2 separate regions of the Homo sapiens genome follow, and region 1 is linked to region 2. The links are chromatin loops, found by intact Hi-C in ENCODE. Cell type or tissue: chondrocyte. All regions are shown on one strand. Links, peaks and the distances in the headings refer to the core of each region. The heading gives the core; the rest is flanking DNA. Region 1 overlaps CDC14B (cell division cycle 14B). Region 2 holds the start of CDC14B (cell division cycle 14B).

Region 1 (15,549 bases), core at 5,060-13,059, 110 kb before region 2:
TTAATTCTTAAAAGAGAAAGGTTAGCATGGATTTATAGCTCTAACAGGAAGTGGGAGGTAGAGAAGCCCACTCACCTCCCTCTCCAGACTCAGGGAAGGGAATGAGAAGGTGCCACACAGAGCCCTGGCAGGACCGAGGGCCACACAGGCTGCCTGGCCGCCGTCCCAGACCTGTGGCCACATGAGATTTAGGTTTCGATGTGGCACAGCTTCAAATGGATACACGAGGGGATAGTCATCTTCTGTGAGAAACAGTGGCACCTTTTCCCAAAGACAAATAGTTAAGACATCACTCCTATTTTTTCAGCTGCCCCAAGTAATTGCTCTTTTGACGTTTTTGAAAAAGTTCCCCAAAGCTGAAGAGCCTCTCAGTAAAACCAAAAATCAAAAGCACCAATTAAGCGCAAAGCGAGTTTGGGTGGAGTCTTCATCCTGGATGCCAAGGAACATGAAAATGGAAGGTCAAGTTCCCATGTGCCGCAGAGATGATGACAAACCAGTAGGAACTGGTAAACCTGCTACGTTGCAGGTAGGGATGAAAGGACCCCAAAAGGGTGCTCTATTTTTTTTTCTACTGCTGTTTAAAGATTTCAACTCAATACTTTAAATTTACTCAACAATCTTAGCTCATACTATTTTGTCCAGAATCAGACCGTGCACCAATATACTAATTCCCTCTTGCCCTCCAAACAGAAATGAATACTATTTAGTATGATATTATGAATAATATTCAGTAGGATAAAAGCTCCAGGCTACAGCTTGGCTAACTCCAATTCTTAAAACCTATACATAATTTGCCTTTCTTTTGTAAGCTGTAGGTGGATAACAGGTAGGGTGATGTGAACACAGGACAAAGTCCCAAAAGAGGCACAAAGAAAGAACCCACTTAGAGGAAGGTGGGGAAATAAACTGTGAGTCCCAGTTAATCCTCACTGTTAGACTCCTTTTGCTCTCCACATCATCTCTGAAAGTCCATTTTGGAATTTAAAAGAAGTCTTTTTGGTTTTCAGAACTATCCCAAATTCCTGGAAGCTGCTTTGGGTCATTTCAACATTCAGTCCAGATTACTGACTCTGAAATCTACCTTAGGACCCTCAAAGCATCCCTGCCAGGGACCTGAGGCAGATGCTTGCTGCAACCAGGAACCACTTCTCCAGAGAGGCAGGAGTTCAGGTTACTAGAGTGACATGAAAACGCAACGAGACCTAGATAGAAAAACAGAGGCAAGGCCAGCCCTTCCTTCCTCACAGGAAGACGATATGACCTGGCAAGTGCCAGCCAGGCTCCCGGACTCTACTCTTCTGTAACCTAAAAAGCATAATCTAAAAAAGCAAACAGCAGAATTAAATGTGCAAGACACACTACGCTGTTAACAAAAGCCTGAGCGGCCGGGCGCCGTGGCTCACGCCTGTAATCCCAGCACTTTGGGGGGCTGAGGCAGGTGGACCACTTGAGGTCAGGAGTTCAAGATCAGCCTGGCCAAAATGGTGAAACCCCGTCTCTACTAAAAATACAAAAATTAGCCAGGTGTGGTGGCACATGCCACCCACAAGTAGTAATCCCAGCTACTTGGGAGGATGAGGCGGGAGGATGAGGCAGGAGAATGGTTTGAACCTGGAAGACGAAGTTTGCAGTGAGCCGAGAAAACACTACTGCTCTCCAGCCTGGGCAACTCCATGTCAAAGGAAAAAAAAAAAAAAAAAAGCCTGAGCACTCATACCTAAAAAGAATATGCCCCTTCAAGACATGTCAAAATTAACAATTAACTGTCATCAACGATAGGCTTTTTATTTGATTTTTTTTTTTTTGAGACAGAGTCTTGCTCTGTTGCCCAGGCTAGAGTGCAATGGCGCGATCTCAGCTCACTGCAACCTCCGCCTCCAAAGTTCAAGTGATTCTCCAGCCTCAGCCTCCCGAGTAGCTGGGATTACAGGCACCCGCCACTGCACCCAGCTAATTTTTGTATTTTTAGTAGAGACAGAGTTTCACCATCTTGGCCAGGCTGGTCTTGAACTCCTGACCTCATAATCTACCTGCCTCGGCCTCCCAAAGTCCTGGGATTACAGGCGTGAGCCACCGCGCCCAGCCTGAATTTTTAATAGCTTGGCTCACCAAAAAGTGTCAGTTAAAACACTCCCATTTCCCTTCATTTATTGTAGAAAAATTGGAAAATAAGACGATAAAAAAGAAAAAAATCCCAACTGTCCCACCAACCAGAACTTTTATTAGTATCATAGCATATTTTTCCTGTCTTATTTCTATGCATATATAGAAACTTACTCATCTATAAATACAGATGTATTGTAGGTATATAAATATTTATACATCTCTATATTTCTATACATATATAGTATACTTACGCTTACAAAATTAGAGTCATACTTCAGAATTTTTTTTTTTTCTTTTTTGAGACAGAGTCTCACTCTGTCGCCCAGGCTGGAGTACAGTGGTGTGATCATGACTCACTGAAACCTCCGCCTCCCATGTTTAAGCGATTCTCCTGCCTCAGCCTCCCGAGTAGCTGGGACCACAGGTGCCTGCCACCACACCTGGCTAATTTTTGTATTTTTAGTAGAGACGGGGTTTCACTATGTTGGCCAGGCTGGTCTCAAACTCCTGACCTCAAGTGGTCCACCTGCCTCCGCCTCCCAAAGTGCTGGGATTACAGGCGCGAGCCACCGCACCCGGCCCATACTTCAGAATTGTTATGCATGGCTCTTTTCACTTACTGCTTCGTGTACTAAACTAAATGTATGACTCCCAATTCATTTGGCATAATGTAACAATCTTGAGCCCATTTCCTGTTTCTCACTGTTATAAATAACACTCCGCTATTGTTCCAATGTACCGAAATCTTTGACCTTTGGTCAGTATTTCTCTAATATTCTTCTCAAGAAGAATCAAACAGTAAAGAAATAGGAATATTTGGTACATTTCTAATGAAAAATTTTAAATCCTGGAATCATGAGTCAGTGCCTGACAGTCCTCCAATCCTTATGCCGGGGCACTGCTGCATCCCCATGCGAGTGTTAAGTGTGCAGTAAGGTTGTACAAAACAGTGTAGAGGAGACATGGCAGAGCTGAATGAGTCTTCAAAAGGCAAAGCACACAGAACTCCCAGCTCTGCCAAGGTCTCTTGGGAGACTGGCTGCTTTGCACTGGGGACTAATTTCACACTGATAAGGCCCCTAGGCCCAAAGCCTCGGATATACATGGCAGGGAAGCTGAAAAGAAGCAGGGTACACGTGCAGGACATTTTAAAGTCTGGTTCTGATTATCTTCAGGTCGCTCATGTCTATTAGAAGAGATCGTTTTTACCAGGAGGACAGAAACAGGACTGCATGGGCTGCCAACACCAGGCAACGATGAAAAGGTGCCCCCTTCTACTCCTGAGCCATCTATCCCCACTTCCACTCCTGGGCTATTTATTCTCTCTTCAGATGGGATCTGTTTTCAGAATACTTTAAAAATGACATGTCCACTTCATGAGAAATATCCAAAGACAACAGAGTCACCGACGTGGCCACAGAACACATTGGTTTCCTTGTGAAATTCTGCCTACACTCACTGAAGACAGTGACGACAGTGAAAGAACTAGTGCCTCGGGTGTGGGCTGTGGCCAAGAGGACAAAGAGTCACTAGGTAGAGAAGGATCTTCAAACTCTCTGGTTATCTCATTTCTACCATCACATTCATTTGCAGCTAATCGTCCAGCAATGATGCTGTATCTGATATACACCTAGAAAAATGTCCTCCAAGTCCTGACAGCCAGCTTTGGAAATTCTTAACTTAAAACTTTCCCATATCATGACCCAGAGACCATACTTCCAGTGTTGAGAATTACTTCTAAAAAACAAAACAAAAGCCTACATTAAAATGGTCCAGATTTTCTTAGATAATGAACAAGGAATACACATTTGATGAATTTCCCATCACAGAGACTCTACTTTCTCCTAATTTCATGTCAGTCTCCAGAGGTAGGGTCCAAATATTAAACTGGAAAACAAACGCTTGCAACTTTTCAGAAGAGTAGGATTCTTTTCTCACCTTTTAACACTGCTTTTCCTTGAAGCAGATCTGGTGGTTCTTTTAGTAATGCCTGCACTGCCAGAAATGTTAGGTTCAGATGTTTTACAGCTCTGAACACTGGATTGAAGAATTACTCTGAAAATAGTTGGAAAAAAATAAGATTATATTCACTGAAACCATTTGCAAATACTTGACAGAGGAAAGTATTTTTGCACTTTAGTGCAAATTATCTTGAGAATTGAGAGGATTTTCCATCAACACATTTACCAAAAAAATCTGAAACACATTTTCACATCAAGGCCTTTTAAAATGAAGCATCTCGTTTCTCTTTGAAGGTTACACAAAGACAACCAGAGGGCTTTGCTCCTGGAAGGCGAATGACTTGGCATTTTAAGCAATTCCCACACCAAAGAAATCCACCAGCTAAAGAAATCTTTGTGCCCAACAAAAGTAGAAGTAGCTTCTCAGACTTTCAGTCATGAAACAAGACACCATTAAGAGCTCAAATTCTAAAGAATAGGAACATAAATTTAGGAAATAACTATACAATATTCACTCTTCAAAGCTGTAAGTATGGGTAATAATCCACTAAATCAATACTAATTTTATATAACGTTTCAAAATTTTAGAAAGTGTTTAAGCAAAATATGAGTTTTGCCTGAATTATATATAACACTTACTAAATCTCCAAGTGCCACTAAAATGAAAGTGAAAACACTTAAATTTTGTAAAGCTTGCCTTAATTAAACTCTAAAAAGCTTGAGAAACTGGTGCATATGAGAGTAGGCTGCCCAGGAGGAAGCACACGATGAATCAGAAAAGAACATCCTGAGATAAAGGCCACACGGAATGTCCTTTAAGAGGCAGATGGTCCTTTGGTTTTTTTTTTTCTTTCCTCTTTAAATTGTTATAGGGAAAACAGCAGAAGACATCAAAAGATTTTATATGCAATTCTTTTTTTTTTTTTTTGAGATGGAGTCTTGCTCTGTCGCCCAGGCTGGAGTGCAGTGGCGTGATCTCGACTCACTGCAACCTCTGCCTCCCAGGTTCAAGCGATCCTCCTGCCTCAGCCTCCTGAGTAGCTGGGACCGCAGGCGCCCACCACCTCACCTGGTTAATTTTTGTATTTTTAGTAGAGATGAGGCTTTGCCATGTTGGCCAAGCTGGTCTCGAACTCCTGATCTCAGGTGATTCGCCCACCTCACTTACTCCCAAAGTGCTGGGATTACAGGTGTGAGCCACCACACCAGGCCTATATGCAATTCTTTTCTTCAAGAGATAATCAATGACAAACTAAACACATATACACACATTTATAGATACCAACTTTTAATTCTCTGAAAGAGAAAATACTGACTTAACAAGCTTTCTTCTCTCCTATTCAAACATAAAGGTGAGAAAGCCAATAACAACTTATGAGAACCCAGCTCAAAGGAGTAAAAAGTTGAACCATTACAATTAGTGAGCATCCCACCTCACGGGCCTCAGCTACCACCATGCTGGCTAATATACCAAAGACAGGGCCTTAAAATAGGCTAAGATTAATAAATTTCTACAACCTTAGCATGACCCAAACCAAAGCATATCCAACATTTAGTAAAATGCTAAACATCTCATCACTAAAAAAGCAACAAGAGGCTGGGCACGGTGGCTCACACCTGTAATCCTAGCACTTTGAGAGGCCGAGGTGGTTGGATCACGAGGTCAGGAGTTCAAGAGCAGCCTGGCCAAGATGGTGAAACCCCGTCTCTACTAAAAATACAAAAATTAGCCGAGTGTGGTGGCAGGTGCCTATAATCCCAACTACTCAGGTGGCTGAGGCAGGAGAACTGCTTGAACCTGGGCAGCAGAGGTTGTAGTGAGCCGAGATCGTGCCACTGCACTCCAGCCTGGGCCAAAGAGCGAGACTCCGCAACCAGAGCATAACCTGGAGCTTGTCTGGGCCAGCGGTCCCAAGCCTTCTGGGGAGAAGGGGATGGGCAGCTTTCCCCACTATTTCACTTTACTCATGCAGGATTTCTGAGGGCCCCATGAAACTAGCTTTCTGTCTCACAGAGGGACATGAATCCTGGATAAATCAGCCAATGTTTGGTTCAGAAATTCTCCTAGAGTGTGATCATCTGATATGTTGAATGTTCTAACAAAATAGAAAAAGGAGGTGGTTGCGGTGGCTTATGCCTGTAATTCCAGCACTTTGGGAGACCAAGGCAGGAGGATCACTTGAGGCCAAAATTTCGAGACCAGCCTGGACATTTTAAGCAATTCCCACACCAAAGAAATCCACCAGCCAAACAAGTCTTTATGCCCAAAAGTAAAAGTAGCTTCTCAGATTTTCAGTCATGAAACAAGACACCATTAAGAAGCCCAAATTCTAAAATATAGTGAGACATCCTCTCTATAAAATAATAATAATAATTAGCCGGGCGTGGTGGGGCGTGCCTTGGTTCCAGCTACTTGGGAGGTTGAGGTAGGAGGATCACTTGAGCCTGGGAGGTCAAGACTGCAGTGAGCCATGTTTGTGTCACCGATCTCCAGCCAGGTGATAGAGACTTTGTATAAAAAAAAAAAAGAAGAGTGTATATGCATCTTAATTGTATGATTAAAGACAACTATTACCCTGGCTTGTGAATTCTACTTCTAAAAACAAGGAATTGTTTTTAAAATTTTTTTTCTTTTTTTTTTTTTTTTTAAGAGACAGGGTCTCACTCTGTTGCCCAGGCTGGAGTGCAGTGGCGCAATCATAGCAGCCTCAAATCCTGGGCTCAATTGATCCTCCTACCTCAGCCTCCAGAGTAGTTGGGACCACAGGTACATGCCACCACACCCAGCTAATTTTTTCATTTTTTATTTTATAGAGATGGGGTCTCGCTATGTTGCCCAGGCTATTCTCAAAATTCTGGCCTCAGTGATTCTCTTTCCTCGACCTTCCAAAGTGTTGGGATTTATAGGCATGAGCCAGTCTGCCCATCCCTAAAAATTATTTGTTTATATAAAGTGATGGGGAAATATTTATTCATCTCTGCTAAGAATTTGAATATAGAATTTTGCATAAAACCAAACAAAACAAAACAAACTGCTGCTGCTTCATTGCTACTTCTGAAGCCCAGGCCGGGGCACTCGTGCTGCCACTGTTCTCATCCGCTCCCCTCGGCCACTCCCTTACGCACGGAGAAAACAAGACTCCTGTTGGCTTTTTTTTTTTAAATACAACACCTAATTCTCAAATAATTTGAGGCCACGGTTGGCCAAAAGTACAGACAACAATCACACTGCAAAATAATTAATCTGAGAAAAAAACAAGAGCTGATACACTGCCTGCTTAGGAAATCTGAATCCTGATTTCTCAAATTAAAACTATGACTGAAGTGTTTAAATGCCATTCAAAACAAGACACTACTGCTAAATCCTGTAGTCATTCTCAGGCTGCTGGAAAACATCTTTTTAAAAGTATTTATTTCTCTATAAAATTAGTGTAAATTAAAGTGAACTAATATAATAATAATATTAAATAGCTAGTAATTTCTGTGGAACTTTAAAACCAAGAGAATGATAGAACTTGAGTGTATTAACCACACCACGGAAGACTCCAGTTATTTGCACTGACAACACGGTATTTATCCTAACTGCAGGTTATGCACTGATGAAATCGGGGTTGGGGGAGAACTCCACTGAGCTATCATGAGTGACAGCACACACCACCTGACAGGCACCAGAGGGTGACGTGTTGCCTCTGTCACAGGGAACCCGGGCACTCGCGGCCTTCTGCCTTCCAACCCAGGCCAAGCATGGCTTTGCAGAGCAGTGTGCAGCAGATGTATTTTCTTCCTTCCCATCTGCCCTGACAAAATCCTCCATCCTACCTACCTCTTGCCTATATTCCAGTTCACCTTCTTCTCTGCAGCATCCTTGGAGCCTCGGTACTCTGAGATTTCAGATATAGTGAAATCTGCAACCCAAGGAACACGGCAAAGCCAAAAACTAAAAAGCCAGGTCTCGAACATAAATGTCCAATTCCAAGAAAAAAATCCATCAGGGCAACTATGCACTATGTATACTGGCTGTCCACTCCGGACACCACAAGAGCGTGCACAAAGGTGACCCTGAGGCCCTGCAGCCTCCAGAGAAGGCTTTCCCACTATCTCTGAGTCTGACTCAGAAGCCTGAAGTGTTGTTATGGCCTAATTCTCCAGGCATGCTGCATAACAGGAGCTTTTCACTGGAAACAACTTAGCAGACGATGCCACACCACCTGCGTCCACTGCCAGCAGAGGTGGGTGGTGATGACAGAGGATGGTGGAGCTCAGGAGTCACCACCTTACAAATAAAACCCTTTTGAGAGAAAGACATGGGGGTGCTACAAAGATGATACTGATTAACACCACTGTAACTGTCACAAGCTTTTTGCTTCTCAAAATTCCAAATAATTAGTCAGGCTGAACTGAATACTCTGCTTGGGTCTAGAAATACAATGGCAAACGTCATTACCAATAACAACAGAAGGTATAGTTTACATGGAATACTGAAAAGAAGAGAGCCTGATAGAGACCATGTTTAAACTTACCCTGGGAATGATCATTCAACCACAAAGTGCCTAAGCATTATTTGCAACTGCTCCACCCATTCAGAACATCTTTGCCACTTGGAACAGTTTGAGAAGAATAACTCTATGTAGTGCATGATGCTCTTGAGTCAGAATATGTGGCAATCGTAGTTGACTAAGAGAAGTAAAGAAGAAAACACCCAAAAGGTTAATCTATCTCAGAAATACAGCAGGTCTGAATGCGCGACAATAAGCTTTTATTTGTAAGATATTCAAGAAAATGCCATAAATAGGAGCAAGTTAAGCAGGTTTTGCCTAATTCTGAAGAGTGAAATCAGCTTGATTTTTAAATCTTTCTCAGCTATGTGAAAATACTCAGTGAAACCACAAAGTACCAGAGTTGGTTGCAATGGAATTTTTCTTTGGAAGAGATCTTGCAAGGAACTTTTGCATTCTTTCATAACTTCCAAGTCCAAGAGGAGACAAGAGAAGAAATTCTTAAAATATGAGTTAAGGAAAAAGCTTCAGAGAAGGAAGAACGCAGCTCAGACACAGAAGGGTGGCGGTGGACCCCGTGACACGGACACACCCGCCTTCTGGGGGTCTTCAACATGCTGTTCCACAAGTGGGCCTCTTGTACATTCTTCTGCAGAAATAAAGCCTCTTCGCTGTTAAGGTCTTCATTTCAAAGATGAAAGATCTCAAGAGAATACAGATTTGCTGCTATTAGCCTATTAAAGGCATTCTGGCTATGTCTGGGCAAGGAGAAAAGCAGGAACAATGACCATCATATGGAAATGCACCAATTTAAACAGGCGACCTCAGCTCCGACCTCCTACTTTCATTTAGCATCAAGTGCTACACACTGTACTTACTGTATTCCCTAAAGGGGAGGAGGAAAATGAGACAGAGCAGGAAATTCTGCACACTAAAGAGAGAAGACTTATGAGAGAGCTGCTGTACAATGGCAGATTTCGAGGCTACAAAATCACATATTTAATGAAAGTAGATCAGTGGGAAAAATGCTTCTTTGCTAGACTGGGAAGGACATACTCAAGATACAGAAAACTAGAGGGAAATTGTATAGCCAACTGACGAAAATAAAACCACCCCAATTATCCTAAGCTAACTACTTTTGATAGGGAAGAAAAACTGTTTCAGTGAAGAAAAACTGTTTCAGTGTCTTTATCAACTGCTATTTTGAAATATGTTAAGGATAAGCATAACTTTAAAACAACGTATGTTACTTTCAATATCCTTTCTATGAGAGGAACAGTGAAGCCCACCTTCCCTCCCCACCACCATCCCATTAATTGAAAAGATTCAGAAAAAGAACCTTTGAAAATAGGCAAACCAACAAAGCTAGGAGCTGACAAGGAGAAAAACATGCATTGTGGGAACCACACTAGGCACCAGAAGTAAGCAACGGCAGAGAAACAGAACGGGACACTTACAGCAGCTATCTGTCAGGGGGTCCTGATGGCTACTGTGTTCTGAAACCATCGAGACAGAATAGCAGGATGGGAAGAATGTAGTCACAAACAATCCACCAGATGACAACACTACACAGTGCAGAGGTCAGCACAGCTAGGGGACATCTGGAAAGGGGTGAAGGGGAAAGAACAGATGTTCAAATTGGGAAGCCAAAATAAATTACGCAATCATCAATCAATCAAGCCATATGTGAATTTTAGACACCCTAAAAGCCCAGCCAACAGCAACAGGGATACAAAGGGGTGGTCAACAAGGATGGAGTTTTGCCATTTTATGTTGAATAAAAAAATGCTGTGTTTAAACAGGTTTCATACTTTGGGACTCAGTCACTAGTGAGATAACTACCCCATGTTAATTTAACTTTATGATACTGAAATCAGTCACAGATAAATGATTGAGGTTCTTCAAAAAGCAGAAGATGTGCACACACAGAAAACTAAAGCAAACCACAAGGGGCAAAGGAGGCAAAACCAGATAACCAAAAACAAACAAACAAAAAAACACAAAACCCCAGACTAGTTAACAAAATCACAGGAGGCACAACTAAAAATGAACGTAATACAGCAGAACTGATCTCACTTCAAGGGAGTTACTAACTCCTGAGCCATCCAGGAAGCTAAGGGAATGGCACATTTTTATAATATGGTTCACATTTAACCCAGGGCAACACAAAATGAGCAAAATTTCACTTAGGTATGCATACTATAGACTTTTCTTAGTTGTTTTCCACACTCATTTTCCTCATACTAGTTGGCTTTCAGCTTGGTGTTTCTTTCTTATTTTTTATTTTTTAATTATTATAATTTTTTGAGATGGAGTCTTGCTCTGTCACCCAGCCCGGAGTGCAATGGCGTGATTTTGGCTCACTGCAACCTCCGCTTCCCAGGTTCAAACAATTCTCCCACTGCAGCCTCCTGAGTAGTTGGGATTAGAGGCGCACATCACCACGCCCGGCTAAGTACTGTATTTTTAATACAGGGTTTCACCACGTTGGCCAGGCTGGTCTCAAACTCCTGATCTCAGGTGATCCGCCTGCCTCAGCATCCCAAAATGCTGGGATTATAGGCGTGAGCCATCGCACCTGAGCTCTATTTTATTATTTATTTATTTAATTTTTTTTGAGATGGAGTTTCACTCTTGTCGCCCAGGCTGGAGTGCAGTGGTGTGATCTCGGCTCACTGCAACCTCCCCCTCCCGGGTTCAAGCAATTCTGCCTCAGCCTCCCAAGCAACTGGGATTACAGGCATGTGCCACCATGCCCAGCTAATTTTGCATTTTTAGTACAGATGGGGTTTCTCCATGTTGGTTAGGCTGGTCTTGAACTCCTGACCTCACCCTGCCTCTTTTTTATTTTTAAGAAACAGGGGTCGGCCGGGCGCAGTGGCTCATGCCTGTAATCCCAGCACTTTGGGAGGCTGAGGCAGGTGGATCACCTGAGGTCAGGAGTTCGAGACCAGCCTGGCCAACATGGTGAAACCCCGTCTCTACTAAAAAAATACAAAAATTAGCCAGACGTGGTGGCATATGCCTGTAATCCCAGCTACTCGGGAAGTTGGGGCAGGAGAATTGCTTGAGCTCGGGAGGCGGAGGTTGCAGTGAGCCGAGATCATGCCACTGCACTCTAGCCTGGCCGACAGAGCGAGACTCTGTCTCAAAAAATAAAAAAAATAAAAAAAAATAAAGGCCGGGCGTGGTGGCTCACACCTGTAATCCCAGCACTTTGGGAGGCTGAGGCGGGCGGATCACGAGGTCAGGAGATCAAGACCATCCTGGCTAACATGGTGAAACCCCGTCTCTACTAAAAATACAAAAAATTAGCCGGGCGTGGTGGCAGGCACCACGCTACTCGGGAGGCTGAGGCAGGAGAATGGCATGAACCTGGGAGGTGGAGCTTGCAGTGAGCCAAGATTGCGCCACTGCACTCCAGCCTGGGCGACAGAGCAAGACTCCGTCTCAAAAAAAAAAAAAAAAAAAAAGAAGAAGAAAGAAAGAAAGAAACAGGGGTCTTGCTCTGTTGCCCAGGCTGGAGTGCAGTGGCGTTATCATAGTTCACTGTAACCTCCAACTCCTAGGCACAAGCAATCCTCCCACATCAGCCTCCTGAGTAGCAGCTGAGACTGCCTGTTCATGCCACCATGCCCAGTTTTTTTTTTTTATTTTTTTTGTAGAGACAGAATCTCACTATGTTGGCCAGGCTGGTCTCGAACTCCTGGGCTCAAGTGATCCTGCTGCCTTGAACTCCCAAAGCACTGGGATTACAGGCATGAGCCACTGTGTCCAGCCTCAGCTTGGTGTTTCTTAATCCATTGGTCTGGGTTCTAGCAGTGAGGAAGGAAACCTCCTCCCATTTGGAAGGGCAGAAGCTCTTTCCAATGACTATACTTCCAAATGGTCACCTGGATACATCTGTGACCAAATATTAGAGCCTCTACTGAGCATCTGCTGTGTGCAGAGTACTGCTAATCAATTTGGAAATGGCTGATTTGGCTTATCATGTCATTTTTATTGTTGACCTCATCACTGTCATCATTAAAAATTACATGTCAGGCCAGGCGCAGTGGCTCACGCCTGTAATCCCAGCACTTTAGGAGGCTGAGGCGGGCAGATCACGAGGTCAGGAGTTTGAGACCAGCCTGGCCAACACGGTGAAACCCCATCTCTACTAAAAATACAAAAATTAGCGAGGCGTGGTGGCGTGTGCCTGTATTCCCAGCTACTCAGGAGGCTGAGGCAGGAGAATCACTTGAACCCATAAGGTGGAGGTTGCAGTGAGCCAAGATTACGCCACTGTACCCCAGCCTGGGTGACAAAGCAAGACTCTGTCTCGGGGAAAAAGAAATTACATGCCAGGCATCCTATATTGTGGAAAGGGATTAGACTAAAGGGTGAACTCGAAATACAGCCTAACCTTACCCCACAAGTTATACCCACACCATCTTATTTAATCTTCCCACAAAAAAAACAAGCTACTAATATACATAAAGATCACAGGGGTGAATATTTAAATGGAATGAATAAATGGTCTGGGAGCCCTAGAGAACTCTCTACCGATCCCAGCCTTCACCTTCAGTTCCTTAAAGGCAGAATGGCCCGAATGTCCAAGTGTCAGCATTATAGATGGTTACTTTTTCCTCTAGTAAACCTCATGGCTTAAGAATTATTTTCCGGCCGGGTGCAGTGGCTCACACCTGTAATCCCAGCACTTTGGGAGGCCAAGGTGGGCAGATCACGAGGTCAGGAGATCGAGACCATCCTGGCTAACACAGTGAAACCCTGTCTCTACTAAAAATACAAAAATTTAGCCGGGCGTGGTGGTGGGCGCCTGTATTCCCAGCTACTTGGGAGGCTGAGGCAGGAGAATGGCATGATCCCAGGAGGCGGAGCTTGCAGTGAGCCGAGATCGCACCACTTTACTCCAGCCTGGGCGACAGGGCGATACTCTGTCTCAAAAATAAAAATAAAAAATAAAAATAAAAAAAGAATTATTTTCCATTGCTAACAGATATACTCATCTCCAAACCTACCAAAACCATCAGTATGCAGAACGACAGGCCTCATGGCTCAAGTTATGCAATCTACCAAATCCATTTTAGCACAGACAATATACTTGTCATCACGTCCTGAAGATCAGCTCAATGTCATGGTGCCACATGGTTTCCTGTCATCATTGTAGTCAGGATCAGACAGGCTGAGCAAATGGCCATTTTATAATCACTAAAAACTTAAACTCTCCCCCAAAACTGACCATTTATAAAAGAGAAACCGGCCAGGCGCCGGTGGTTCATGCCTGTAATCCTAGCACTTTGGGAGGCTGAGGTGGGTGTACCACTTGAGGTCAGGATTTCGAGACCAGCCTGGCCAACATGGTGAAACCTTGTCTCTACTAAAAATACAAAAAATTAGCTGGGTGTGGTGGTGCATAATCCCAGATACTCCGGAGGCTCAGGCAGCAGAATCACTTGAACCTGGGAGGCAGAGGTTGCAGTGAGCCGAGGGCACACCATTGCACTCCAGCCCGGCCAACAGAGCAAGACTCTGTCTTAAAAAAAAAAAAAAAAAAAAAAAGAGAAACCAATCATTGGAATAATATTTTATGTACTATAACCTTCTCCTAAGAATCACTAGTACTTGTGTATTTCTCACTAACTTTCCTTCTTGCATGTACTGTATTTTCATAAGGCTAAGTGCCAATGCTAAAGCAAAATAACTTGCTCACAGAAATCAATGAGTCAAACTTGGATGAAGAAATTGATTTTGTATTTTTCAACCCAAGCAACTGTTGAGAACAGTCCCTCAGGGACTTCTATTCCTAAAATAACAACATAGACACAAGAGGGAAAGAAAGAAAATCTTCAATTGATCTTTTCTAGGGCCAAAAAACTGCAAATAATAGCAGAGAGGGTTTGAAAAAGCAGAGACGGGGATAAGCAAAATGTTGTAAGGGAGGAGGAAGGAGATTTGCTGAGACTCATCAAAAATCCCCTCGGGTCTATACACATAACTCAGAGCTTAGAAAAACTAGCATTTCGCTTTCTTCTTTAAAAGTGTGGCCTAAAACTTTGTTATTTGTGTTATGTGGGGCTATTTATATATATTGTTTTTGGGATATTACCAAAAGGAATCCTGAGCTACCTCTTTGTTTTTTAACTTTTACCATTGTACTTGATTTTACTTATTTATTTAGACAGGGTCTCACTCTGTCACCCAGGCTGGATGCAGTGATCATGGCTCACTGCAGCCTCAGACTCCTGGGCTCAAGTAGTCCTGTTGCCTCAGCCTCCCGCATAGCCTGGTCTACAGGTGCGCACAGCCACGCCCAGCTAGATTTGAACTCACGTTAATGAGAGTAGCAGATTCAGAGGGTGACTAAAGGAAATTTCCTATTTAACAAAAACTTTTGACTAAGCAGGATTTGTATCCCCTGACTCTCAACTTGACTTTTGAACAGCAGGCAACAAAATATTAAAACATAAACTGATGATGCTGATTCTGAAAAACAAAACAAAAAATCCCAGACACAGCTAAAATCAACCCACAAAAGCATCAGTTTCCTAGGGCTTGCAATTCAATGTGTGGTCCCTGGACCAGCAGCCTCGGATAGAAATGTGAACTCTTGGGCCCCACCCCCACCCCACCAATCATAACCCATATTTCAACAAGCGCCCGGGTGCCTCCTGCACACTGAAGTCTGAGAAGCACTGCTCGAGGGTGCTGCCTGCCTCCTCCACCACATCCAGAATTAGTATCTGGATGATTACCTGGAGCCACCATAATACTTCCAAAGAAAAACCATTAAGGCCTTAGGTGAAGACTTTTAATAAGGAAATTAAAAACAAAATGGCATTTGGAGTTAAGTAAATTATACAAAGGCACTATTTTTGTTTGTTTGTTTGTTTTTTGAGATAGAGTCTCACTCTGTCACCCAGGCTGGAGTGCAATGGCACGATCTCGGCTCAATGCAATCTCTGCCTCCCGGGTTCAAGCGA
Region 2 (15,549 bases), core at 4,924-12,923:
GATGGTCTGTCCATGTTTGCATGTCAACTTACAGATCCTTATAACAATGTTAATGTGAAGGATTTACTTAGGTTATACAAATATTCAGTAGCTAAGATGGGAAGGAAAACAAAAAATACTGGCTACTAAAATTCATTTTTCCCAGGGTAATAAAAAATAGATTTAAAGATCTCATTTCTTCTTTATATCCTATTCCCAACCTTTCCAAATAACTTGTCTCTCTGCTACACATTAAGCATGGAAAGGTCCTTTGAAAGCAATTTGTTTTACAAACAAAAAAACAAAAAAAGACCCTGTCTGCCAATAATATGCACCATTAGTTTCAAATCTTTTGGATAATCGTCTGTGAAACACTATTTTAAAACATATACAAGAGCATTTTTTAAATTAACCACTCTGAAAATTTATATTCTATCAGTAAATAATTTCATATATTGTTTTATTTTCTACCTCAGGCTCTCCCATGGTAGAGGGGTCTCCCATCTTTAAGAAGACCTCCCCAACAATAAGCTTAGCTGCAATTTAATATTAGGCAATATAAGTCTTCAGTATAATAAAAATACATAACAATAGCCTCAAGAATGAAGTAACAGCTTTGGTTTATTCCTCCTTTTACAGGGAATCTTTCTAAAGAGAAACTCTAACATTTATCCCAAGGCAGAAAAGATGATCACCACGGCACCAAACCTCCTCCGCTGCTCTGACAAATACAGAGCCAGCCTCATCTGGAGCATTTCTGCCCTGAGCTCGCTCTCAGAAGCAGACAGAGGAACACACTGCATTTCCACTGTGCTGATTCACTGAACCTTTTGTGCAAGTACACGGGAATGTTTGCTTCTTAGCTTGAAACCCTTCCAGCCGTGATGACTGTGCCTCAGCCTGCCCTTTGTCCTCGCAGCTGCTGTCACGCGTGTGACACAAGAGAACACTGATGCAGCCCTGGCCATCAATGGGCATCAAGCCAGGCACTTCATATGCATCCCCTTCATTTCATTCTCACAACAAATCTGTGGCAGATGAAAGCATCGAGGCTCCAAAAGGTTACTAATAATCTGTCTGTGCTCAACCCTGGGATGGGGCAGAGACTAGGTTTCCCCAGTGTCCTCATGCCTAGTGGCTAGCTTAGCTGGCCTCATAGAATTGGCTCTTCAAAAACTCTTTGATTAAAGTTTTTCTTCCCTAAAGATTTCAACCGCAATATGCGATATGGTTACTCTATATGCTAGTTCTCCCTCAGACCCTCCCAGTGTTATTTTCTCAATTAACACTGAAAACATAAACTCCATGAGAGCAGGGACTATCTCTAGCAGTGCTCTATTTTTAGCACTTGAGGGGAAGAAAGCTTGGCAGAGTAGGTATTCATTTGCACATATTCATTATGCATTTGTTGAATGAATAAAATATCCGGAAAACTGGGGCTGTTAATGACAGTCAATTTGGAAAACAGCATGACCTGCAGAAGACCTGAATGATGTACTTGTTTTGCTCATTTTCCTCAAATTCAGTAGGTAATTATTCATCTCCTAGCCTAAGTAGCACAGGACTAACTAGGAGATATCCAATAAATCATTTATGTACAACTCTGTGAAGCAGCTTTATCTGCTGGCAACAGTAAAAGTCAGGTAGTCATGGCTTTGCCAAAAAGAAACTACATCATTGTGGCCCAATTTTATCTCTGGCCCTTTGGCTTCTTCACAGGGGAATGTGGAGGGTTTTGATCTCTTGAAATTCTTTCCCCTGTCCTATCAATTCAGTGATTCCCACAGACTATCTCAGAAATTTCCAAGAAATGTCACTTGTGTGCATCAATGCCTTTCTTCCATCCTAAAAATCCACAGTGTGGTTTCAGTCCAGCTCTTCCTAACCCCAGCAGAAACTGGGAACATTCCTTCCCATTCAAAAGCACAGAGCAATTACAATTTGCACTGACTGGCAACTCCCTGGCATCAGTACCATTTCTGCAACACAATTATTCCACCTTCCATTCATGTCTGTGCCCAACTACTCTGTATGTCCACTTAAGGAGTGACATTTGAAACTGTCAAACTGTTGCCTCCACGTGGTGTTGGAGTGCCTGAGGAATTAGATTTAAAGCAGATAACTAACATGAATATCAGAAGTGAAGATGTTGAAGAATTAAGCAAGCATAGAAATCAAGAAAACAAATTCACATTACAGACAAATTTAAGTGTAAGTAAAGGAGAACCAAGACATAGGCAAGAAGAAAAATGCACACTACACACTATGATGGGCTTCAATTCCTGAAACTGGATAATCTACTATAACACAAAACTCTTGAAGAAAAAGCAATTTTTTTCCTTGACTCAGTGTTCTACATAACAGCATTCCTTTTCTATCAAGAAAAATATACTTCCATCACTGCAATGAATATGCATGACTATTTTACATAGTAAGCATGCAATAAATACTTCTTGAATTAATGAATAAATTTTCCCTGTCTAATGTCTGCTGTGAATTTTAAAGATCTTAAAAAGGAAGGAGGGAGGAGACAATGCTGTATTTGTTTATTTGATGAGTATCCAATATATCACCATTAATTAGTGCTTTAAAATGGCAATCCTGACCTCAATTAGTGTTTTTCCAATAAAATTATTTACTATTATAATACAGACAGTCTTTAAAAGTTAGATCATGGCAGACACTCGAAAACTTGTTTTTAAAAAGGTAAAGAAATTTAACACAAACCACCAAGAATCTTTTAGCCAGTAGCTATTACCAATATTCTTTACTAATCAGAATTTTTCTTTTCTTTCTTTTTTTTTTTGAGACGGAGTTTCACTATGTCTCTTTTGCCCAGGCTAGAGTGCTGTGGAATGAACACAGCTCATTGCAGCCTTGAACTCCCAGGCTCAAGTGATTCTCCCACCTCAGCCTCCGGAGTAGGGGTTTTGCCATATTGGCCAGGCTGGTCTTGAACTCCTGGGCTCAAGCGATCTGCCCGCCTTGGCCTCCCAAAGTGCTGAGATTACAGGCATGAGTCACTGCTCCCAGCCTAATCAGAAATTTTAAAAATAAAAATAGTAAAATAAATCAAAGCTCTGCAACAACTATTACATCTTATAAATTATCAAACATAGATATATGCAGTAGTGTTAGAGTCTTTAAATTTTTTTTTCCTGAGGAAAGGAGAAAGTACACTGCCATGAATGGAGGTCCCTATTTAAGGGATGGGAAAATAGAGATAAAGATTCAGACCTCTGACATTAAGGAGGTTCATAGAAAAATCTAGTATTTTTTCCTTGAAAACCCTCCTCAACCTCCCCACTTCCTCCAGTTTCCTAGACTAGTAACAGCTCATTCTGATCTGTACCCAGCATCTTTTTAGCTTTAATGCTTACAGTTTACACCGCCTGTTTTGTTTTGTTTTTTGAGGTGGAGTCTCACTCTGTCACCCAGGCTGGAATGCAGTGGCGCAATCTCAGCTCACTGCAACTTCCATCTCCCTGGTTCAAGAGATTCTTCTGCCTCAGCCTCCCAAGTAGCTGGGACTATAGGCACGTGCCACCATGCCCAGTTAATTTTTGAATTTTTAGTAGAGAAGGGGTTTCACCATGTTGGCCAGGCTGGGCTCGAACTCCTGACCTCAGGTTATCCACCCACCTCAGCCTCCCCAAGTGCTGGGATTACAGACGTGAGACACTGTGCCCGGCCTACACTGTCTTTATGACCTTTTGTTTTCATGGTGGACTGAAACTGAACTAGCAGTATAGTTCAAGTAAAAAAATCCGTGTCATTGCACATGGCAAGAGGTGAATGAATGGCTCCGTGAGAGGTGGATGGGGTTGGAATGAGAGTTAAACCCCTTAGTCTGCTCCTAGTAAGAGTAAATGCCCAGTATAGTGGTGTGGGTGGCTAGATACTAAACAATAGTGATTATATAACAAATGATGACAGGAACAAAAATAGGGATTAAGCATCCTATATTAAATACACACACACGAAGTATCCTGGGATCTATGGGAATTCAATTTACAGATTAAATAGGCTGCAATAAAAATGTCAAGGGACTAAGTTAAAAAATGATGTATTTAAGGGCAGGGTGGACAGAAGTGACAATATGCATTAATTTTTACAAACCTACTCCACTGTGAAAGAATCTTGTCAATCCAATATTAAGTGCTGGCAAGGATGTGGAATAATTGGTGCATTGCTTGTGGGAACGCTGGCGGCGTAGCCATTCGGAAAAAGAGTCTGACAGTTCCTTAAAACATTAAACGTGGAGATACCATGTGATCCTGCCATTCTACTCCTGGGTGTTATACTGAAAACATGTCCATGCAACAACCTGTATATGAATGTTCACAGCAGCATTATTCCTAATAGCCAAAAAGTCCACTGAGGAATGGATAAAGTCCATATGTACTCTGGCCTGGCGTTTTCACCTCTAGAAATACACTCTATAGATATAGTCACACATATAAACAGACACATACATTGATGCTACTGCAGCCATTTGCAATAGGGACTGGAAAACCCCCAAATAACCAGCTATTTATTACTACTAAATAAATCATGATTTGGCCATATAATGCAGCCATCAAAAGATAACTAATCAGCTGCGGGCGGTGGCTCACGCCTGTAACCCCAGCACTTTGGGAGATCTAGGCTGGGGGGGATCACGAAGTCAGGAGTTCCAGACCAGCCTGGCCAACATAGTGAAACCCCATCTCTACTAAAATTACAAAAATTAGCCGGGCATGGTGGCGTATGCCTGTAGTTCCAACTACTCAGGAAGCTGAGGCAGGAGAATTGCTTGAACCCGGGAGGCAGAGGTTGTGGTGAGCCGAGATAGCTCCACCGCACTCAACCCGGGCAACAGAGCAAGACTCCGTCTCAAAAAAAAAGAGAACTAATCTTGCTGGTATGGCACAATTTCCAGAAACTTGAATGTGCACAGAAAATTGAAGGAGGAAAAACATTACCAAGGGAGGAAGACTCCATAAAACTCATTTGATAGGCTGGGTGAAGGCTCACGCCTGTAATCCCAGCACCTTGGGAGACCAAGGCGGGCGGATCACAAGGTCAGGAGTTTGAGACTAGCCTGGACAACATGGTGAAACACTGTCTCTACTAAAAATACAAAAATTAGCCAGGCATGGTGGCGGGCGCCTGTATTCCCAGCTACTTGGGAGGCTGAGGCAGGAGAATCCCTTGAACCCGGGAGGCAGAGGTTGCAGTGAGCCGAGATTGAGCCACTGCACACCAGCCTGGGCAACAGAGCGAGACTCTGTCTCAAAAAAAAAAAAAAACTCATTTGATAATGTTTGACTTTTTAGAAGTGTGCATGCACTGCTTTTTAAATTAAGAAAACAATAATGGAGGGAAAAACACGTTGAGAAGGAAGGGACCAGTTTGCCACTTGCTGAGGACAGGCCTCAAGCCTTCCCCCAAAAGCCCAATAAAAAGTAATCTGAACTCTGTATCTGAAGATACTTTAATTGGCCTTGTATATCACACTGCAACAGACTGATTAAGTATCATTTTTCCAGGAAGCCAAGACTATCACTGAGGGACACCTAGAGAAGTCACAGGGAAAGGTGACTATAACCTTTACTCCCCTGGAGCTCCCTTACATTAAAGCTGGACCCTTCCGTTATTAGGGCTTGCAATCTGATAGGATTTTTTTTTTTTTTTAGCAGCAGCAAGATTTATTGTGAAGAGCAAAAGAACAAAGCTTCCGCAGCGTGGAAGGGGACCAGAGCGGGTTGCCCTCTGATAGCATTTTTATTTCCTGTAACGCACCCCTCCTCAGTATTCTGCTTGGTTCTATTTTTCTGAAGTTGATTAATTGGTGACTGCCTCACGAAGACTAGCCACATATTTCATCTCCATCAAGAAGAAAGATTTATTCCAATGACTTTGCTGTCACAAACCTTCTGATTGAAAACCCAAATGTTCATCAACAGGGACTGTCTAAATAGGTTAAAAAACATTCAAATCTACATAAACATTTAAATCCATACGTACTTGTTAATGGTTTTATTCATAAAACCGTATGTACATTGGCCTAAGCAGTAATTAAAATCAAGTAAGCCAGTCTTATATGCACCAACTCAGAACAATCATTCTAATAAGAAACACTATGAAAACGGAAAAATGTGCAAAACAACATGTGTGCTACTCGCACGTGTATGGTAGAGAATATATAGTATATATAGTATGCATGCACAGCCTATTTCTAGAAGGCTTCACAAGAAACTGGGAAGAGTAGTTGCCTCTAGAGAAGGACACTTGGAGACTGTGAGACCAACTTTTCTGCACGTACTCCTGTGCACCTTTAGAATTGGAGTTCTGTACCATGTAAATGCATTACTTGTCCTAAAATTAAATCCCATTCAACACAGATCCTTTCAAGAGGTATAAACAATAACGGGCAGAAACTATGTATAGGCCCACCCGTTCCCAGCCCCATCCGTCCTCGGCGAGGCCCTCTCCTGGGAAGGGCACAACGTTAGCGGGACTTGGCTTCTCAGTCTCAGCAGGCTTCACCTCCCGCACACCCCCCGCAGCTACCGGCCGGGGACTGGTACTCAGGGCAACCCCTTCCTATGCCCGCTCTGGTTCCCAAGGGCCATCCACCAAAGCCGAGAAACCCGCTCTGCTCTCAGCTTCATTTCAAAACGAACTTAGTTTCCAGATTGTCCATGAACCTAGAATATTATTTCTCCTAAACGTCTGTGTTTGTCTAAACACTTCCACTTAATGTTCTCGCCACTCCAGCTTACCTGGTTTATCAAAGGCTAGGGGCTGGAAACAGTTTTTAATAACGCCACGCACCGAGGTTGACACATTCCCCGCCACTGAAAACAGACTGCCAATTCCCTCAAAATCGTGGACAGCTCTGCTGTTTACACAGCGTTGCCACATACATCATCACATTTAATGCCTTCACACGCGTCACTGTCAATCCCAGCAAACCTAACAGCTGCCAAATTGGATTTATGAGTCTCCAAGAACAGTCGAATCAGCACTAACAGAACAGCTATCGAAGGGCTGCTTGGCTACCTGCTCTGGCTGGCTGGGATTTCTCAAAAGTGACAACCCGGACATTCGTCTTGCCGGCTGGCTCGAATGCCACCAACGTGACACCTTCCTTCTCGAGGCCCCGGCGGGGAGCGGACCCCGGGAGGCGGAGGCGTTCGGGGGGCGCGCTAGGGGGCAGGGCGCGGGAGGCCCAGGAGAGGGGCTCGGGCTTACGCGCCGGACGGGCAACGCGGCGCCCAGGGTCCCAAGGCTACGGAGCAGCGGGGGTTTGGCCAACGCCAAAAAGGGGCAGCTCCCGTGCCAGGCGCGTTCAGCGCGCTCGGGGAATCCTCAGGGGCTGATTCAGAGGTTGTGACTCGCGCGAGGGCCAACCGGGCTCGCAATCCCTGAAGGCGGAATCCACAGGAACTCAGAAGCAGCCCGCGGGGAGGAGCTGCAGGTTCGAGGCGCCGGGCTGACGCCCGCAACTTAGAAAGGTGACCCTCGGTCCATCTTGCTGGTGGAGGAGGGTGCACAAGCTAAAGTTAAAGCTCGCAGCCCACGCAGCTAGAAACTCGGGGCGGGGGGCGCTCCTCAGGAGCCAGGCTCCTAAAGGGGGTGTGGCGGCCGGGGCGTTTAAGGGGGTGGGGGCGAAGGCATTTCGGCCCGGCCCCGGAGGCCCCGGGCAGCCCGGTGGGAGGTGGGCCAGGGCCCCGCGCCGGGTGCGGCCGTCCGGGGCCCTCCGCGCGCCCACTGGCCGGCTCACCGGTGATGTCCAGGTACACGTCGTCCTGGGGGTCCCGGCGGCGCGGGTCTTGCTGCGTGGAGCTGCGGATCTTCTTCACACCCGGCGAGGTCGACGAGCAGCGCCGCGAGCAGGGGGGCGCGGCGGCCCAGCTCGACCGCCGCTCGCTTTTCCGCTTCATGGAGGCGGCCGCGGCCCGTCAGGGGGCCACGACCATGGCCCCGCGCGCCCGCGCGCCCGCCGAGGCTCCCGCCAGCCCCGCGCGGGCGCTCGGGGCGGCGGGCGCAGAGCGGCGCTGCGGGGACGGCGGGCGCCGGCAGAGCCCGGCGGGAGGCGGTCGCGCAGGAGCCGGAGGAGGAGCCCGGCCCACAGCGCCTGCCCCGCTGCCTCCCGCGGCCGCCGCAGGACCGGCGCCGCAGCCCTCGCTACAGCGCCTCCTGCCGCGGCCGGCGCCCCCAGCCCGCCCCCAGGTGCCCGCAGCCGGCTGGCGCGGCCGAGGCGACGGGGCTGCAGCTGGCGGCCGGAGCTGCCCGGGGTAACCGTGCGTGCCCACCGCGGCCGCGGCCGCTGCTGCGTAGGCGCCGGGGCACAGCAGGACGCGGCTCGTGGGGACCCCAGGAGGGCTGTTCCGTGGCGCTTCATTCACAAAAAAGGGCCCACAACCCTCCTCGGGGCCCGCAGACTGAGGCCTTTCATTGGCCAATGCGGCGTGACGTCACGGAGACGGGGCCTTTCTACAGGCAGGTACTCGGTGACGCCATAAAGAAAACTCTGAGGGCTTCCGCCAATCAGAGATAAAGTGTGCTAGCGACCTTCGCCAGCCCCCCAACTTTTGTTTCTTCTGTGTCCTCCAGGTGCCAGCACCCCAGATCCCAACTTTCTTTAGTGAGTCACCAAACATTTACACAGCCCCACCCTAGTAACTTAACTCCAGGTCTTTGGCATATATATATCTTAAAGTATTTCTTGAATTTCCTTGTAATTCGCGCCAAGAGAAAGGGACTTTTGCCATGGCTGCCAGCTTGGAAGAGGATGGCCTGATTACATTACCTGCAGCTATATAGATTTAAAGTAGAGTTGATTTCAGAACTTAAGTAAAACTATTTAAACAACTACGCTCTATTTATCGACCTATGCCCAGCATTCAAACAGGCCAAGCAAGGGCTTCTTAAGGACCCGATGAAACTTCCGTGGAACCACAATATACCGTGGTTGTTTGCACCTCAGAGTTTCTCATCTCGGAATCCAGCGCCCACATTAATTCAGTAAGTTTATACACTCATTGCTGTGTATACTGAGGTGTCGACAGGTCCGATTATATCATGAAGTATTGAAGCAAGGGGCAAGTTTTGTCCTTAAACTTCTTTATCTGGCACACTGTAGGGTCATATCCTCTTCTTTTTCTACTGGATTAAAATAATGCCCTATCTTCCTGGAACTTAACCAAAAACTGTCATTTTGGAGGGCCTTTAAACAAACGTCCATGGTAGCATCTAAAAGGGTGAGAAGATTGGAGGGCAGTGTTAAGATTTCACGGCCCCAAATTTTACAACATCTGCAAGCTGTCCCTATTTTTCACCAGCACTTGAACGTTTTATCCTGCAGTTCCGCAGTTAACTGCCAGCCTGGGGAAAAGAAAGATGAATTTGAGTCAGTCCCCTTGGAAGCCTCTCAGAAATGCAAATTTTCATAGAGCACCTCAGGAAGGGGCTCTTTGACTTCTATTGTTGTGGGCTTTTACCTTAAGCACGGCTAAATAAGGAAGTAGGGGGGCTGTGTCTGAAGCTAGAGATCAGCAACTCTGTAAGCACTTTTTCTTAAGGTTGGTTCTCCTGTTCACTCTTCCTCTGTTTCCCCTAAGGAAATCAGTGAAGGCCTTAAATTTAAAATGATCTACATGTCTGTCTGTAGGGGCAGCAAAGAAGCTAGAGACGTGGGAGGCTGTGCGGCGCTGCGCAAGTAAGTTTTAGAGAGCAGAAACGGTAGGGTCACAGTCCTTTGTTTTGACCTGGAGGAGGAGGAGGAGACCTTTCAGACCGGCCTAGGGGCTCAGCATTGGAAAGCCACCCAGTTTCCCAGACTACCAGGGATTTTAAATGAGTGGGTCTTGTTTTGAATAGATATTACAGGAGAGTGGTCCGTGTGGCTCCCTGGAAGTACAGAGAAACTACCTCCATGACATTATGATCTTTTGAGAGTAATTTGTTTAAATGTCAGGAGGCAGAGGTTGCAGTGAGCCGAGATCGTGCCATTGCACTCCAGCCTGGGTGACAGAGCTAGACTCCGTCTCAGAAAAAAAAAAAAAAAAGTGTCATAAATACAGATAATTATACCATTTAAATATTTTCATACTTTGCAAGTATATAATTTTATGCTTTGTATAGTAGGAACAGACAAAGTATAGGACTACACTTTGTAATTACGCGAAAGTATCTTCCCTTCTTGTGAATAGGAAGTCTGTGTGCTGAGTATACACATTAAAGTTTTAAACCCTATTTATATTTTGTTTTTAGGTCATGTTTAGATAGAGGCAGAAAAGTGCTGTTTCCTAGCTGATACTTGTTTTGTGTGTGTGGCACTGCTCTTGAACTGTTTGACTCCTCCCCCTCTTTGATAAGTTGACTCCTGGGCTCTGAGAATTTGGCCACAGGAAATGTATTTTAGTTTGCTTCCCTGGTTAGTTTGTTGTTCATTGCTTGACGACTCATCATAGAATTTTAGAGCTTGAAAGCTCCTTAGACAATATTTGGTCCAAGGCTATCCTTTCACAGTGAGGACACGGGGACCCAGATGAGTGGCAGTGGCCAGGCTGGGGTGGGAACCAAAACTCTCTAGGATCTGGCTTGTCTTTTCCTGAACTGTGGCGCTTAGGGAACAGATGCGTCTGGTTGATTCTCAACATTATGGCAGCACAATGAAAAGGAAAAAAAAAAAAAAAAGGAGGGATTCTCTAAAATATTCCTATCTTTCCTAGGTAAATTTACCCTGAAATGAAAACAACTGTGGAACATTTTCTTTTTTTTTCTTTTCTTTTCTTTTTTTTGAGACGAAGTCTCGCTCTGTCGCCCAGACTGGAGTGCAGTGGCGCGATCTCGGCTCACTGCAAGCTCCGCCTCCCGGGTTCACGCCATTCTCCTGCCTCAGCCTCCCAAGTAGCTGGGACTACAGGCGCCTGCCACCACGCCCGGCTAATTTTTTGTATTTTTAGTAGAGACGAGGTTTCACCGTGTTAGCCAGGATAGTTTCGATCTCCTACCTTGTGATCCGCCCTCCTCGGCCTCCCAAAGTGCTGGGATTACAGGCATGAGCCACCGCGCCCGGCGGAACATTTTCTTATATGTATATTCCAGATAGAGCATATTCTGAAAATGTGAAATCTTACGCTAAAATCAGTAGCAACTGGTTGATAGAGACGTGATATGAATTTCAAATAATGTAAGTTTCAGAATCCGTGAATTACAATTTTAATTATGTGAAGATAAATAAGTTGTACAAAGTCAATTTCCATAAGTTGGTTAATTTCATAAAAAGTTAAATTTGATAAATATGGTACGTTCCATAAGAGGTTAAATTTCCATAAAACTAGAGGGCTTAGGTGGCAGTCATATGGGAAAACGGGCACACACTGAAGTCTTCACTTTCATATATAAAAAGAGTTGGTTTTGGCCGGGCGTGGTGGCTCACATCTGTAATCCCCGCACTTTGGGAGGCTGAGGCGGGCAGATCACCTGAGGTCAGGAGTTCAAGACCAGCCTGGTCAACATGGGGAAACCCTGTCTCTATTAAAAATACAAAAATAAGCTGGGCGTGGTGACACGTGCCTGTAATCCCAGCTACTTGGGAGGCTGAGGCAGGAGAATTGCTCCAACCTGGGAAGCGGAGGTTGCAGTGAGCCAAGATCACGCCACTGCCCTCCATCCTGGGCCACAGAGCAAGACTCCGTCTCAAACAAACAAACAAACAAAAAAAGAGTTGGTTTTGTTTCATTGGCTATCCTGGCAATCCCAACATTAATCTGAAGTCTGCCATGTTCATGCCCCTTAAGATGAAAATCTTTTAGAACCATAAAAATGGAAGGAATGAATGTTTGTTGAGCTACCAGCAAATACTAGACATGCTAGGGGCTTCATACTCATGCCCTGTTCCGTGGTATTCTCATTTGAGAGGTCATGGCAGTTACCCTAGGTCACTAAATGAGTTTGGTTTGGAAACCCAGGATACAGAACCACACGTGGCTCGAGTACTGAGGGGCTGGCATCATTCTTCATTGACAAGAGCAGGATCTAAAGGGATCCTGCCTTGCAGGTGGGCTTCTGAAATTAAATAACCTGTATAGTTGTGTAAAATGTCAGAAACTTGGATGAACGCCTTTGGATCTCAGACCACACCGTAATATTGTAGGTTTTTAAAACAATATTTCTGCGGTTGATTTGTTTTTTGGTTATATACACTCCTGCTTTAAAAAATAACTACAATCATGCATCACTTAACGATGGGGATGCTTCTAAGAAATGTGTCATTAGGTTATTTCATCATTGTACAAATATTGTAGAGTGTACTTACACAAACCTAGATGGTATGGTCTACTACATACCTAGGCTGTATGGTAGAGCCAATTTCTCCTAGGCTACAAACAGGTACAGCATGTTACTATACTGAATACTGTAGGTGACTGTAACTGGTAAGTATTCATGTATCTAAACATCATCTAAACATAGAAAAGTTACAGCAAAAATATGGTATTAAAACCTTATGGGACCACTGTCCTGTATGTGGTCTGTTGAATAAAACATTGCTTTGTGGTACATGACTGTAAATAAAATAAATAATAATAATGAAATGCCAGGGGGCAGGGGTAGGGGACGATGAGAATTCTGGTTATTTTAAGTCTTGTGTTCAGAGTATGACTGAAGATGCCTTTACCTGAAAGCCACAGAGGTCTGAGCCTCAAGGGACTGAATGATACCCAAATCTTCCTCAAGAATTACCTTTTTTTTTTTTTTTTTTTTGAGATGGAGTCTTACTCTGTCCCTCAGGCTGGAGTGCAGTGGCACGATCTCATGAGCCACCACGCCCAGCTTGCGTTACTTTTAAAAGACGCTGATAAATTAGCGGGGCGTGGTGGCACGTGACTGTAGTCCCAGCTACTCGGGAGGCCGAGACAGGAGAATCGCTTGAACCCGGGAGGCAGAGGTTGGAGTGAGCAGAGATCGCGCCATTGCACTCCAGCGAGATTCTGTGTCAAAAAAAAAAAAGAAAAAAGAAAAAAAAGAAAAAGAAAGATGCTGACATGCATTCTACATACTGTCAGGTAGTCAGTATGTCTCTAGAGTTGAATTTAATAATATGGGAGAAATGGGAAACAATACTCCACAAGTTCATGCTGTCTTGGCTAAATGCTTCCACCGGTGCTACTGAATGCTGCCTCCTCTCTATTCACCCTCCTCACTATTCGCTTCTCTTTTTCTTTTTTTGAGGGGGGGACAGGGTCTCGCTCTGTCACCCAGGCTGGAGTGCTGTGGTGCGATCTCGGCTCACTGCAACCTCCGCCTCCCAGGTTCAAGCCATTCTCCGACCTCAGCTTCCCGAGTAGCTGGGACTACAGGCACACACCACCATGCCTGGCTGATTTTTTGTATTTTTAGTAGAGACGGGGTTTCACCATGTTGACCAGGCTGGTCTCAGACTCCCGACCTCAGGTGATCCGCCCGCCTCAGCCTCTCAAAGTGCTGGGATTACAAGCTGAGCCACCACGCCCGGACTTCACTTCTTAAATCTAGGTCTTATTTTGTAATTTTACTTCAAAGATTTGTACGTAAGGAATTTTTTTCTCTTTGGTTTTGTCCCACAATAATACATGAACATGTGATTATATTTTTAAAAAATTTAAGTAAAAAACATATATATATGTTTATTTTAAAAGTTCTCCTTTACCTTCCTACCCCAATCCTCCTATGCTCATAGATAACTGCTGCTAATGATCTGTGTTTAGATAAAAACAGATTTTGGGGCCGGGCATGGTGGCTCATTCCTGTAATCCCAGCACTTTGGGAGGCCGAGGCGGGCGGATCACTTGAGGTCGGGAATTTGAGACCAGCCTGACCAACATGGCGAAACCCCGTCTCTATTAAACATACAAAAGTTATCCAGGTGTGGTGGTGGGTGCCTGTAATCCCAACTACTCGGGAGGCCGAGGCAGGAGAATCTATTGAACCTGGGAGGCAGAGGTTGCAATGAGCCAAGATCGCCCCAGTGCACTACAGCCTGGGTGGCAGAGCAAGACTCTATCTCAAAAAAAAAAAAACACACACAAAAAAAAACAGATTTTTAAAAATAAAATGGTTCATACTGGGCATATTGTTCTATGAGCTGCTTTTTTTCACATAATACTGCATTTTTTTTCCAGATTTGTTAATACTGGATCTTGAAAATTTTCCTTTTCAGTCCTTTTGACCAGCCTCATTCATGCTAATGGCTGCAAAGTTTCCCTTGTATCTTTTCCATCATTTCTTTTCCTGTGGATGGATGGTTAAGTTGCATGGGGGCTGGGAGGAAAAGTGCTGTTATGTACCTGCAATGAATACCCTAACATATGGCAATCCACAGGAGGTGGAATTGCTGAATCAAAGATACTCACTTTTTAATTTTTCATTGATACCAACAATATTTAAGGATAGCTGAGCTGATTGGGTGCAGTGGCTCACACCTGTAATCCCAGCACTTTGGGAAGCCAAAGTGGGAGGATGGGTTGAGCCCAGGAGTACCAGACCAGCCTGGGCAAAATAGGAAGACCTTGTCTCAACAAAAAAGAAAAAAATTAGCTGGGTGTGGCCGTGTGCACCTGCAGTCCCAGCTACCCGGGTGGCTGAGGTAGGAAAATAGCTTGGGCCCTGGAGGTCGAGACTGCAGTGAGCTATAATTACCCAACTGCACTCCAGAGCAAGACCCTATCTCAGAACAAAACAAAATAAAAAGGAATCCCATTTTCCCACATCCCTGAAATCACTGGATACAACGTGTTTTTTAAGTTTAAGAATTAAAAAGTCTCACTATTAGTTTCATTGTATTTTCCTGATCACTGGTGAAGTTGAGCATATTATAAAGTTCTCATTAGATGTTTGCAGTATTTTTTCTAAGAATTTTTAATTCATGTCCTTTGCCTGTTTTGTATTTGCTTTCTTTTTTTCGAGTTTTTTCTCCAACTCCCGACCTCAGGTGATCTGCCCGCCTCGGCCTCCCAAAGTGCTGGGATTACAGGCGTGAGCCACCACACCCGGCTGCATTTGATTTTATTTTTGTAGATGTGTGGCAGCTTTTTATATATTATGGATATCGCCCCTTCACCCTTTGCAGATGATGCCTGCATATCTACTCTTTGTCTTGCTGCTCTATTCACGTTGGTTTACAGAAGTTTTATGGTTTTGTTTTGCTTTGCTTTGCTTTTTTGAGGCAGGGTCTTGCTCCATCACCCAGGCTGGAGTGCAGTGGTACAATCATGGCTCACTGTAGCCTGGACCTCCTGGACTTAAGTGGCCCTCCTGCCTCAGCCTCCTGAAGTAGCTGGGACTATAGGCCCATGCCACCACACCCCGCTATTTTTTTTTATTTTAATTTTTTGTAGAGATGAGGTTTCACTATGTTACCCAAGCTGGTCTTGAACTCCTGAGCTCAGGCAGTCTTCCTCCCTTGGCCTCCCAAAGTGCTGGGATTACAGGCATGAGCAACCGAGCCTAGCCAGTTTTATCTATTTTAATGTCAAATACATTTTACCAATTTTTAAGGCTTCTAGGAATGATATATATTGTATTTTAATATTTTTC

What was found. Peaks named below come from ENCODE experiments on the same cell type or tissue, not always from the same donor. Only the 100,000 strongest peaks of a DNase experiment are listed, where the experiment ranks them.
Region 1: it touches region 2 in a loop (2.6-fold over the local background); 7 of 110 quality-filtered maps call a loop at or near these places.

The regions. Positions count from the first base shown.
Region 1 is chr9:96,505,626-96,521,174 of GRCh38, forward strand. It overlaps CDC14B (cell division cycle 14B), which reads right to left. Exons shown (of 14, transcript NM_033331.4): 13 at 4,048-4,164. Among named protein-coding and RNA genes, the nearest start is that of HABP4, 63 kb to the left of the region's middle. RefSeq lists an enhancer at 5,908-6,407. In chondrocyte, for the core only: no CTCF peak of the experiment used is centred there; no DNase peak of the experiment used is centred there.
Region 2 is chr9:96,611,469-96,627,017 of GRCh38, forward strand. It overlaps CDC14B (cell division cycle 14B), which reads right to left and starts at 8,375. Exons shown (of 14, transcript NM_033331.4): 1 at 7,751-8,375. The coding sequence starts at 7,910. LOC105376163 (a long non-coding RNA gene) reads left to right here. Exons shown (of 4, transcript XR_001746853.2): 4 at 619-702. RefSeq lists an enhancer at 7,526-8,026. In chondrocyte, for the core only: CTCF peaks have their summits at 7,437 and 8,414; DNase peaks (open chromatin) are centred at 6,512, 7,353 and 8,428.